2 separate regions of the Homo sapiens genome follow, and region 1 is linked to region 2. Evidence: chromatin loops called from intact Hi-C (ENCODE). Cell type or tissue: mammary epithelial cell. All regions are shown on one strand. Each heading gives the region's core, and the rest is flanking DNA. Links, peaks and the distances in the headings are about the cores only.

Region 1 (5,376 bases), core at 99-5,098, 1.0 Mb after region 2:
CCTCCACTGTTTTCCTAGTTTTCTGAACTTAAATCTATAAAACATAATGTAAGTTTTGTATTTAAAACTCTAAAATGCATTCAATAAAATGGAAAATTTCTTCAAGCAATAAGGAAAACAATTACAGGTGACTGAGAAAATTTCCTTATATCACACATAGTTTTCGGTGATCTATTCTAAAATTTAATCTTAAACTAGCTTAGTTTTTAATTGACTTTCTCCTCAACACTCTTGTCAATGTTTCCCAAACTTATCTAATGACACAGATCACTTGGGGTGCTTTTTTAAAATGTGAACTCCCAAAACCCTCCCTGGGGATTCTGATTTAGTAAGTCAAGGGTGGAACCCAGGAATCTGTAACTGCCTATGTATGGCAGGTGATTCTACATTAAGCTAAGTTTCCTGCACATAAAACGGAGGAAAACAGCAGATACAGCTTTTTCCAATTCTCCCACTCCTGGGATTTGCCATCATTTCCTATGTAACCATAACCATACTAGGATTTCTCTCTCACCCCCTCTCTTTTTCCCCCAGACTTTGGTACTTGTTCTCAGTCTTGCTATTCAAAACGTAGTCCTTGAGGAGGCAGAGCAAGATAGTCAAATAGAATCCTCCAGCAATTGCCCATCCCCTCCCGAGGAACAACAGACTGAGCAACTATCCTTGCAAGAAAGCACCTTCATACGAACCCAAAGTTCAGTTGAGTGATACTATGATCTGGTTTTAACATAATAACAAAGATAGTGTATCTGGTTTTAACATAGTAACAAAGAAAGAGGCATTGAAGAGGGTAGGAAGGACAGTCTTGCAGTGCCTACCCCACCCCTCCCACAACCCCAGGCAACACAGCACAAAGGGATAACCTGAGCACCTGGGGAAGGGAGAGCAAATTATGTGTGGGATTCTTCACTGGAATTCAGTACCACCCTATCACAGTGGAATACAATACCAGGCAGAGTTCTGCCAGTGCCCACAGAGGGAGCATTTAGACAAGCCCTGGGCCAGAGGGGAATTTCCCACCCCAGCAGAAGGAACTCTAATCCTGGCCAGCTTCAGCACCAGCTGACTAAAGTGGCCTGGGGACCCAAATAAATTTGAATGGCAGTCAGGCCACAGCGATTAAGATCATAGTCCTTGGGCAAGCCCTGGTGCTGCACTGGTCACAGAGGCAGTGGACTTGGGGTGCAACCCCATGCAACACCATCTGCAGTGACCACAGGAGTGCCTGCATCACTTCTCCCTAACTCCAGGCAGTGCAGTGCAGTGCAGTGCAGTGCAGTGCAGTGCAGTGCAGGGAGAAATTCCTTCCGCTTGGGAGAAGGAGAGGAAATAGTACAGAGGACTTTGTTTTGCAACCTGAGGATCAGCTCAGCCTAGTAAAATAAAGCAACAGGCAGATTCCTAAAGCTCCCAGTTCCAAGCCTTTGTTCCTGGGTGGTGTTTCTAGACCAATCTGCTGACCTGGTGGGATGGACCCTGTCCCAGCAGGATTCACCAACTATGCCCTTTTACCTAAAGTGCCCTTCTTTGGTCTTGAATAAACAGCAGCAGCAGGCAGGCAGGAAGTAGTGGCTGTGGGTCTTGGGCAAGTCCCAGTACTGTGTTCATCTGGAAGGTCATAAGTTTCAGGTGTGACCCAATCAGTGCCAGCTGTGGTGGCCATGGGAGTGCCCACGTCACCCCTCCCCAACTCCAGTTCAGTGCAGAGACTGACTGTATTAGTCCATTTTCACACTGCTAATAAAGACATACCCAAGGACGGGGCTATTTACAAAAGAAAGAGGTTTAATGGACTCACAGTTCCACTTGGCTGGGGAGACCTCACAACCGTGGCAGAAGGCTAAAGGCACTTCTCACGTGGCGGCAGACAAGAGAAGAGAATGAGAGCCAAGGAAAAGGGGTTTCCCCTTATAAAACCATCAGATCACATGAGATTTATTCACTACCATGAGATCAGTATGGGGGAAACTGCCACCATGATTCAATTATCTCTCACTGGGTCCCTCCCACAACATGAGAGAATTATGGGAGCTACAATTCAAGATGAGATTTCGGTGGGAACACAGGGCCAAACCATATCACCAACTCCTTCTCCTTGAAGGAAAGTGAAAGAGAAGAGCAACAGACTTCACCTGGAACCTGGAGAAGTCTCCCTTATCTTCCCCAAATCCACCAAGTACACCAAGGCTGTGTATCTAGGAGTCTGCAAAAATCACAGTGTTCCTCAGTTTAGGGTGCCCTCTAGTGCTAAAACAGCTTCAATGACCACAGGCTTTGGTAACAACACTCAATCCCCATTGAATTCTGGGAAAGCCCTCTCAAGGACAGGTACAAACAAGGCCAGACTGCAAAGACTGGGATAAATACCTAACTTCAATGCTCAGACATCAACAATCATCAAGAAAATCTAGGGAAACGTGACCTTATCAAACAGACTAAATAAGGCACCAGTGACCAATCCTGGAGTGACAAAGATACCTTTCAGTCAGGGAATTCAAAAGAGCTATCTTGAGGAAGTTCAACGAACTTTAAGGTAACACAAAGGAGGTATTCATCAGAATTCTATCACATAAATTTGTCATAGAGATTGAAATAATTTTTAAAAATCAAACAGAAATTCTGGAGCCAAAAAATTCAACTGACCAACTGAAAAATGCATCAGAGTCTCAACAGAAGAATTGATCAAGCAGAAGAAAGGATTAGTGAGCTCAAAGACAGACTATATGAAAATACAGTCATAGGAGAAAAAAAGAATTTAAAAAATTAAGTAAGCCTACAAAATCTAGAAAATAGCCTCAAAAGGGCAAATCAAAAGTTTTTGGTCTAGAGAAAGAGATCTGAGTAGAAAGTTTATTTAAAGAAACAATAAGATATGAATATCCAGATACAAGAAGGTCAAAGAACACCAAGAAAATTCAACCCACTTAGGACTACATCAAGATATACCATAATCAAACTCTCAAAGATCAAGGACAAAGGGGGGATCCTAAAAGCAGCAAGAGAAAAGCAAATAACATATGAAGGAGCTCCAATATGTCTGGCAGCAGACTTCTCAGAGGAAACCTTACAGGCCAGAAGGGAATGGAATAACATGCTCAAAGTGATGAAGAAAAAAAATCCCTTGACCTAGAATATTATATCTAGCAAAGTTATCTTTTAAACATGAAGGGGAAATAATAACTTTCCCAGACAAATAGAAGCTGAGGGATTTAAACCAACTTTAGACCTGTTTTACAAGAAATGCTAAAGGGAGTTCTTCAATCTGAAAGAAAAGAATGCTAACAAGCAGCAATAAATCATCTGAAGGTATAAAACTCACTGTAAAAGTAAGTACAAATAGAGAATACTCCAACACTGTAATTGCAGTGTATAAACCACTCATATCTTTAGTATGAAGACTAAAAGACAAACCTATCAAAAACAATAACTACAACAATTTGTTAAGAAATAGACAATATAAAAAATATAAACTGAGACTACAAAAAGTCAAAACACAGGAGGGATACAGATTAAATGTAGAGTTTTTTATTTTCTCTTTGATTGCTCTTTTTTCTTTTAATTGTGATCAGAGTTAAAGCTATCATCAGTTTACAATAATTGATTAAAAGGTGTTATTTGCAAGCCTCATGGTAATCACAAAGCAAAAACCTATAATAGAAACATAAAAATAAAAAGCCAGAAATTAAAACATACTACCAGAGAAAAATTACTCAAACACCAAGGAAGACAAGAAGAAGGGAAGAAATGACTAACATTACAACCAAGAAACAAGTAACAAAACAGCAGTAGTATGTCTTTACCTAACAATAATATTGAACGTAAATGGACCAAATTATCCAATCAAGACATAGAGTGGCTGAATGAATTTAACAAAAAAAACAAGACCTTACACAGTGGTGCACACCTGTAGTCCCAGCACTTTGGGAGGCCAAGGTGAAAGAACCACTTGAGACCAGGAGTTTGAAACCTGGGCAACATAGTAAGACACTGCCTCCCCCAAAAAAAAAAAAAAAAAAAAAAAAAAAAAAAATATATATATATATATATATATATATATATATATATATATATATAAAATATGGAAGCTCCAAATATATATATTATATATATATTTATAGATACAAGATCCAACTATATGCTGCCTACAAGGAACCAACTTCACCTATGAAGACACAAACAGACTGAAAATGAAGGGATGGAAAAAAATATTCCATGCAAAAAGAAACCCAAAACAAGCAGGAGTAGCTATATTTATATCAGATAAAACTAGATTTCAGGACAAAAGCGATAAAAAGAAAGTCATTATATAATAACAAAAGGGGCCAATTCAGCAAGAAAATATAACAATTGTAAATATTTAATGCACACAACACTGAAGCACCCATATGTCTAAAGCAAATTTTACTAGAGCTAAAGAGATAGGTCCAAATACAATAAGAGTTGGGGACTTCAACATCCCACTTTCAGTGTTGGACAGATCATCTGGACAGAAAATGAGCAAAGAAACATCAGACCTAATCTGCACTACAGACTAAATGGACCTAATAGGCATTTATATTATAGAACATTTTTTTCCAACAGCTGCACAATACACATTCTTCTCCTTGGCACATGGAACATTCTCAATGCTAGATCACAAAACAAGTCTCAAAAAATTTCTTCAAAAATTGTAATCATTTCAAGTATCTTCTCTGACCACAATGGAATAAAATTAGAACTCAATAATGCGAGGAATTTTGGAAATAATACAAATACAGGAAAATTAAACAATATGCTTCTAAATGATCATTGGGTCAATGGAGAAATTAAGAAGAAAATTTAAAAATTTCTTGAAACAAAATGAAAATGGAAACACAATATACCAAAACCTATAGGATACAGCAAAAGCAATACTAAAAGGGAAGATATAGCAATTAAAGCCAATATCAAAAAAAGTAAAGATTTAAACAACCCAACAATCCATCTTAAAGATCTAAAAAACCAAAAGCAAACCAAACCAAAAATTAGTAGAAGAAAGGAAATAATAAAGATCAGAACCGAAATAAATGCAATTAAGACTTAAAAAAATACAAAGAATCAATGAATCATAACACTGGCTTTTTGAAACACAAACAAAATTGAAAAACAACTAGCCAGACTAAGAAAGAAGACTCAAATAAATAAAATCAGAGACAAAAAAGGAGAAATTACAACTGATACCACAGAAATTTAAAGGTTCTTTAGAGACTATTATGAGAAACCATATGCCAATAAATTAGAAACTTAAAAGAAATGAATAAATTCCTAGACACATACAACATACCAAGACTGAACCATGAAGACATGCAAACCTGAATAAACGAGTAACAAGGGGGAAGCAGTAATAAAAAGTTTCCC
Region 2 (5,376 bases), core at 256-5,255:
TCCGCCTCCTGGATTCAAGTGATTCTCATGCCTCAGCCTCCCGAGTAGCTGGGATTACAGGTGCCCGCCACCAGGCCCAGCTAACTTTTGTATTTTTAGTAGAGACAGGGTTTCATCATGTTGGCCAGGCTGGTCTTGAAGTCCTGACCTCAGGTGATCTGCCTGCCTTGGCCTCCCCAAGTGCTGGGATTTCAGGCAGGAGTCACGTTGCCCAGCCAGAAAAACATACTCTAGAGTCACACACCCATCAGTGAAACATCAGCTCAGCCCTGTTGCATATTTTAAAGTATACTAGCTGCATATTTTTCTCAGATTACTTCTCCTAGCTTTTAGTGTTTTCTCAACATTAAAATGGGAATTATAATATCTATTTCAAATAATTATCAATGAGATTATGAGATTCGTGCTGGAAATGCATAACATGGGGCTTGGCACAGAGTAGGTGTGCCTGTTGTCAATTTATTGCCTGTCAACTGCAAATCCACTCTTCTTTGCCCTACTTTGTAATACTGGAGCTGGACCCTGTTACTAATTCTCTTTCGTCAGCTGTTGCAATGTTACACTGTGTCAGTAGAGGGTGCTAGAGGGAAACTGCAAGGTATAGCAGAGGACCAGCTCCTCCTTCTGGCTCCTCCTGGACACTGCAAGGTAAAGCAGAGGACGAGCTCCTCCTCTTGGCTCTAGTGTGCCTTTTTTCTCCCACAGTGTGATTGTCCCAGCAGGGGGAAATCCAGTGGCGCTTTCTCCAGTGATTTTCCCCAGCATCCAGCAGAGGAGGCTCTTGTACTCCAGCTCCAGTCCACTGGCACCCCGGACCTTCTCCACTGCCCAGTGGTCTGCAGCCACACTCTCTCCCTCAAGGTGGGACTCTCATCCATGCTCTAACCTCCTCCTCTGGGTAATCTTCCCAGCCCTAGAGGTAGCAGGGCTACCTCTATAATAGTAAGTGCTTCCTGCACTTATTATTCCTGTATTCCTTAGAGTCCTCTTTTGCCCCTTTTAGAAGTTAACACCTTTTACTACTTCATAATATATATATTTTTTTTCTGAGATGGAGTTTTGCTCTTGTTGCCTAGGCTGGAGTGTGGTAGTGTGATCTTGGCTCACTGCAACCTCCGCCTCCTGGGTTCAAGTGATTCTCCTGCCTCAGCCTCCCAAGTAGCTGGGATTACAGCGACCCGCTACCACACCCGGCTAATCTTTGTATTTTTAGTAGAAACGGGGTTTCACCATATTGGGCAGGCTGGTCTCGAACTCCTGACCTCAGGTGATCCACCTGCTTCAGCCTCCCAAAATGCTGGGATTATGGCATGAGCTACCATGCCCGGCCTATAATTTTTTATATTACATTTTCCTTATTCAAATTGCTGGTGTGATTTTTGTCTCCTGACTGGACTCTGTCTGTTATATAGTAGGTGTTTTAAAATAATAGTTCACCTTCTCTCCACCTCCAGAAAAGCTTTTTTTTTTTTTTTTTTTTGAGTCTTGCTCTGTTGCCCAGGCTGGAGTGCGGTGGTGCGATCTCGGCTCACTGCAACCTCTGCCTCCTGGTTTCAAGCAATTCTCTTGCCTCAGCTTCCCAAGTAGCTGGGATTACAAGCTATGTTGCCACACCTAGATAATTTTCATATTTTAGTAGAGACGGGGTTTCACCATGTTGGTCAGGCTGGTCTCGAACTCCTGACTTCAAGCAATCTGCCAGCCTCAGCCTCCAAAAGTGCTGGGATTACAGGTGTGAACCACCGCACCTGGCCCAGAAAAGCATTTTTACATATGTCATTTAATGACAAGGGAAAATTACCACACACCGCCAGAAACTATGGCAGCTCTGGAGTTTGCAACCCCAACTTGAACAAATGACTTCCTCCTTTGAGGGCTCGCAGAGTGTGACCATTGCATACTTCCTGGTCATGGTCTGGGGAAAACCATGAGGAGTAAGGGTGAGGAAATCAGCAAAGCCTCACCCAGCATTTTAGTGGTGGGCATATTGGAAGGCACCAAGGTCTTCTGTAGAAACCATGCAGTACGGACAGATGACATTTGGAGAAAGACTCATAAACACAGACCAAACACGGGTGATAAGAAACAGGATTCAAGTGGCAGAAAGCCCAGCACCTGTAGTCCCAGCTACTCGGGAGGCTGAGGCAGGAGAATGGCGTGAACCCAGGTGGCGGAGCTTGCAGTGAGCCGAGATCGCGCCACTGCACTCCAGCCTGGGTGACAGAGCGAGACTCCATCTAAAAAAAAAAGAATAATGTGGAACTCAGGAAAGACTCAACAAGCTCAGCCACTATGTCCCCAGCCATGTTAAACCGTGAGCACTTGTGACCTGTGGGGGAGGTTCTAAAGCCTCAACCCATAGCTTCCCTTTCCACCCTTTGTAGTTTGTGGGGTGTACATATAGGCAGTAAAATGTGCTAAGAAGAACCCATCTGCATTGTTCTTTAGAGATATCTGAACCCTACAGACCCCAGCAAGAGGGCAAGATTCTGTTGCACAAAGTGGGCAAAACCAGGTGAACTGCCCCCTGCCACCAATAGAAAGTCAGCTCCCCCAGGCTTCTCTCTGGCTGGTTTTGTTACTTTCTCCTACCTTGGCAGCTGAAATGGAGGCAGCCCTTGGCTGTAACATCCATGGTTGATGGCCTGGCTGTGTGGTCCTGCCTCGCGGCTGCGTGGAACTGAATGTGTGGACAGGGATGTGCATAATCATCCTGGGTGGAACCCCAGGGTCCCAGTGCTGGACCCTGGGGTCCTAGAGCTGCTCCTACCTGGTATGGATATCCTGCTCTCCACCTGGGCCTAGGACTCCCAACTATAAGTCATAAGCCATGGCAGGGTCTCAGAGAACAAGGGAATTAGAAGGAAGGACTTTAGGGGTCAGGCCAAACCCACAATTGGAGAAGCTGACTAAGGTCAGACAGAGAGGCAGTTGCAAGACTAAGATTACAACCGAGGCCCTGCCCTACTCACACTATGGGTTAATGTTGCCAATTTAGCCATAGGGAGGGCCTGACTTCCGGCAAACTCCTGGCTTGCAGTGCTGAGCAGCAGGGCTGAGCAGTAATTAGTGGAGATGACCACTAGGTGTCACTGTCGCACCATTATCTGCGGCTGCACAGTGGCCAGATTTTTTTTTTTTTTTTTTTTTTTTTTTTTTTTTTTTTTTTTTTAACCTCCCCAAAACATGTGAACGCTGGCTTAACCGCCAACCTCAGGTAGGTGAAAGGGGTTTTTAATTTTCATTGTCACAAGCATCATAAAAGAAGCAGCAACTCCCAGGCTAAAGAAGGGGAGGACTGTTTTGACTTACTGCCCCAGAGAGCATGGGTCTCAGCAGAGCTGCTGTTGCTGAATTGGAGGGGCTTTTTTCTGGCTGTTAATTGCTGCCCCTCGCTGATGATTGCGGAGTAGAATCTGTTAGGACGTGGATCTCCAAGTCTGTGACATGGAAGGAACCTTAGAAATCTGCAAGTCCAGCCCCTTCATTTTTGGAGAAGGAAGCCCAGAAGAGAAGGCCATTTCCCTAAGGCACACAGCTTGATGGAGGCAGAACCGGGACTTGAACCTTAGACTCCAGAGTTCTCACCCAGTGCTCTGTTCTCACCCAGTGCTCTGTCCACTCCCCCGTGGTGCGTATCTTTACACCACATGTGCTCATTCATTCACTCCCTTAACATCTATTGAGCACTTACTCCAGGCTCAATACATGGGTAGTGAAGTTGCAATGGCTCTAACAGAGGCGAAATTGATTTTATTTGTCAGGCTGCGAAATGGGAGAACTGGGCTCTAGGAAAGCCCTTTAGGCGTAAGCCATGGCAGAGTCTCAGAGAACAAGGGAGTTAGAAGGAAAGAATTTAGGGGCCAGGCAAAACCCCCAACTGGAGAATCTGACTAATGTCAGACAGAGGCAGTTGCAAGACTGAGAATATAACCTAGGCCCTGCCCTACTCACACTGTGGGTTAATGTTGCCAATTTAGCCATAGGGAGGGCCTGACTTTGTGGTTGAATGGAAATGGAAACTCTTAAAGAGGCAAGATGACGTGGCATGTCAGTGACCAGAGATCACAAGTGGGGCCAGTTTCCTTCCTTTTGGTCCAGAGTACTTGTCAAGCTCATCCAATCTTTATGCAAACAACAGCAAAAGTGAGACTAGGATTCAGACCAAGATGAAGTCAGGTGAAGATGATGGAGCTGTGGCAGCTTGGATGGTGCATGCTCCTGCTGGGCTGCCTGGATGCTCCACCTTCTGTGGCCCACACTGGATACTGATTGAATGGGCAGGAATCTTTGGACCTTGGAGGATTTGAAGCTGCAACAATTCTGACCATCGGGGACAGTGTTTTACCACATTCCACTTGGTCAAAGAGCCTATCCTCCAAGGCAGAAAAAAGAAAATGTTTTTTAAGGGAACAGAGAGGTGTTTAAAATAAGAGTGTTTAAGTATAGAAAAGAGAAAGATAACATTACCCTGGACTTAACATTGTCCTCTCAAAGGCAGTCATTTTATCGTCTTGCCTGTCTCTTCTCTGAGTGGGTATATCACTGACACAGCTGCAAAATTTTCCATGTCGGCCGGGCGTGGTGGCTCACGCCTGTAATCCCAGCACTTTGGGAGGCCGAGGCGGGTGGATCACCTGAGGTCGGGAGTTCCAGACCATCCTGGCCAACATGGTGAAACCCCTGTCTTCACTAAAAATACAAAAATTAACTGGGCGTGGTGGCTGGCGGGCGCCTGTAATCCCAGCTACTCGGGAGGCTGAGGCAGGAGAATCACCTGAACCCTGGAGACAGAGGTTGCAGTGAGCTGAGATCGTGCCACTGTACTCCAGCCTGGGCAATGAGAGCAAAACTGTCTCGGAAAACAAAAACAAAACAAAACCAAAATTGTCCATGTGTCTAACCACCTTTCACATGACCCTTCTCCTATGATCCAGAGTTTCTCTGAGATTTAGAAGTCCTCTGGGGGCATTTGGTGGCCTCAGAAAGGATGGTTTAGAGTCTGGCTAGAGATGGCCCATCTGTGCAGCCCCAAGCCCGTCCACCCTCCCCTCCTCTGTCCTCCACCAGGCGGCAAGGTCGCGCCCATTACCCATTCTGCACCCGTCTTCTCAGATACAGCTATCACCTGCTTTGCTGCAGCCGGGTGCCACTGCTGTACTCATTATTGACCATTCTGCTGAGATATTAAGCACTTTGGCTTGGCTGGAGGATTGTTAATCAACAACCTTGTCAGAGTGATGGATTCTTTTAAGATTATTGCTTAATTAGCTTGTTTAGAGGTAAAAATCAATGAGGACATCAGTTCTCTGGGAACTGGGAGGTGGTAGAAAGGGATCTTGGTGACATCCCAGGGAGCAGAGTGTGGTTGTGGTG

Evidence for each region. Hi-C counts contacts between places; a loop is a spot of excess contacts. Peaks named below come from ENCODE experiments on the same cell type or tissue, not always from the same donor. Only the 100,000 strongest peaks of a DNase experiment are listed, where the experiment ranks them.
Region 1: it touches region 2 in a loop (32-fold over the local background); 6 of 110 quality-filtered maps call a loop at or near these places.

What each region holds. Positions count from the first base shown.
Region 1 is chr2:31,727,637-31,733,012 of GRCh38, forward strand. It overlaps LOC107985862 (a long non-coding RNA gene), which reads right to left and starts at 1,651. Exons shown (of 6, transcript XR_001739388.1): 1 at 1,513-1,651. In mammary epithelial cell, for the core only: a CTCF peak has its summit at 2,249 (motif pointing left); a DNase peak (open chromatin) is centred at 2,245.
Region 2 is chr2:30,711,185-30,716,560 of GRCh38, forward strand. No RefSeq gene overlaps it. Among named protein-coding and RNA genes, the nearest start is that of CAPN13, 94 kb to the right of the region's middle. RefSeq lists a silencer at 3,887-3,946. In mammary epithelial cell, for the core only: CTCF peaks have their summits at 608 and 3,079 (motif pointing right); a DNase peak (open chromatin) is centred at 587.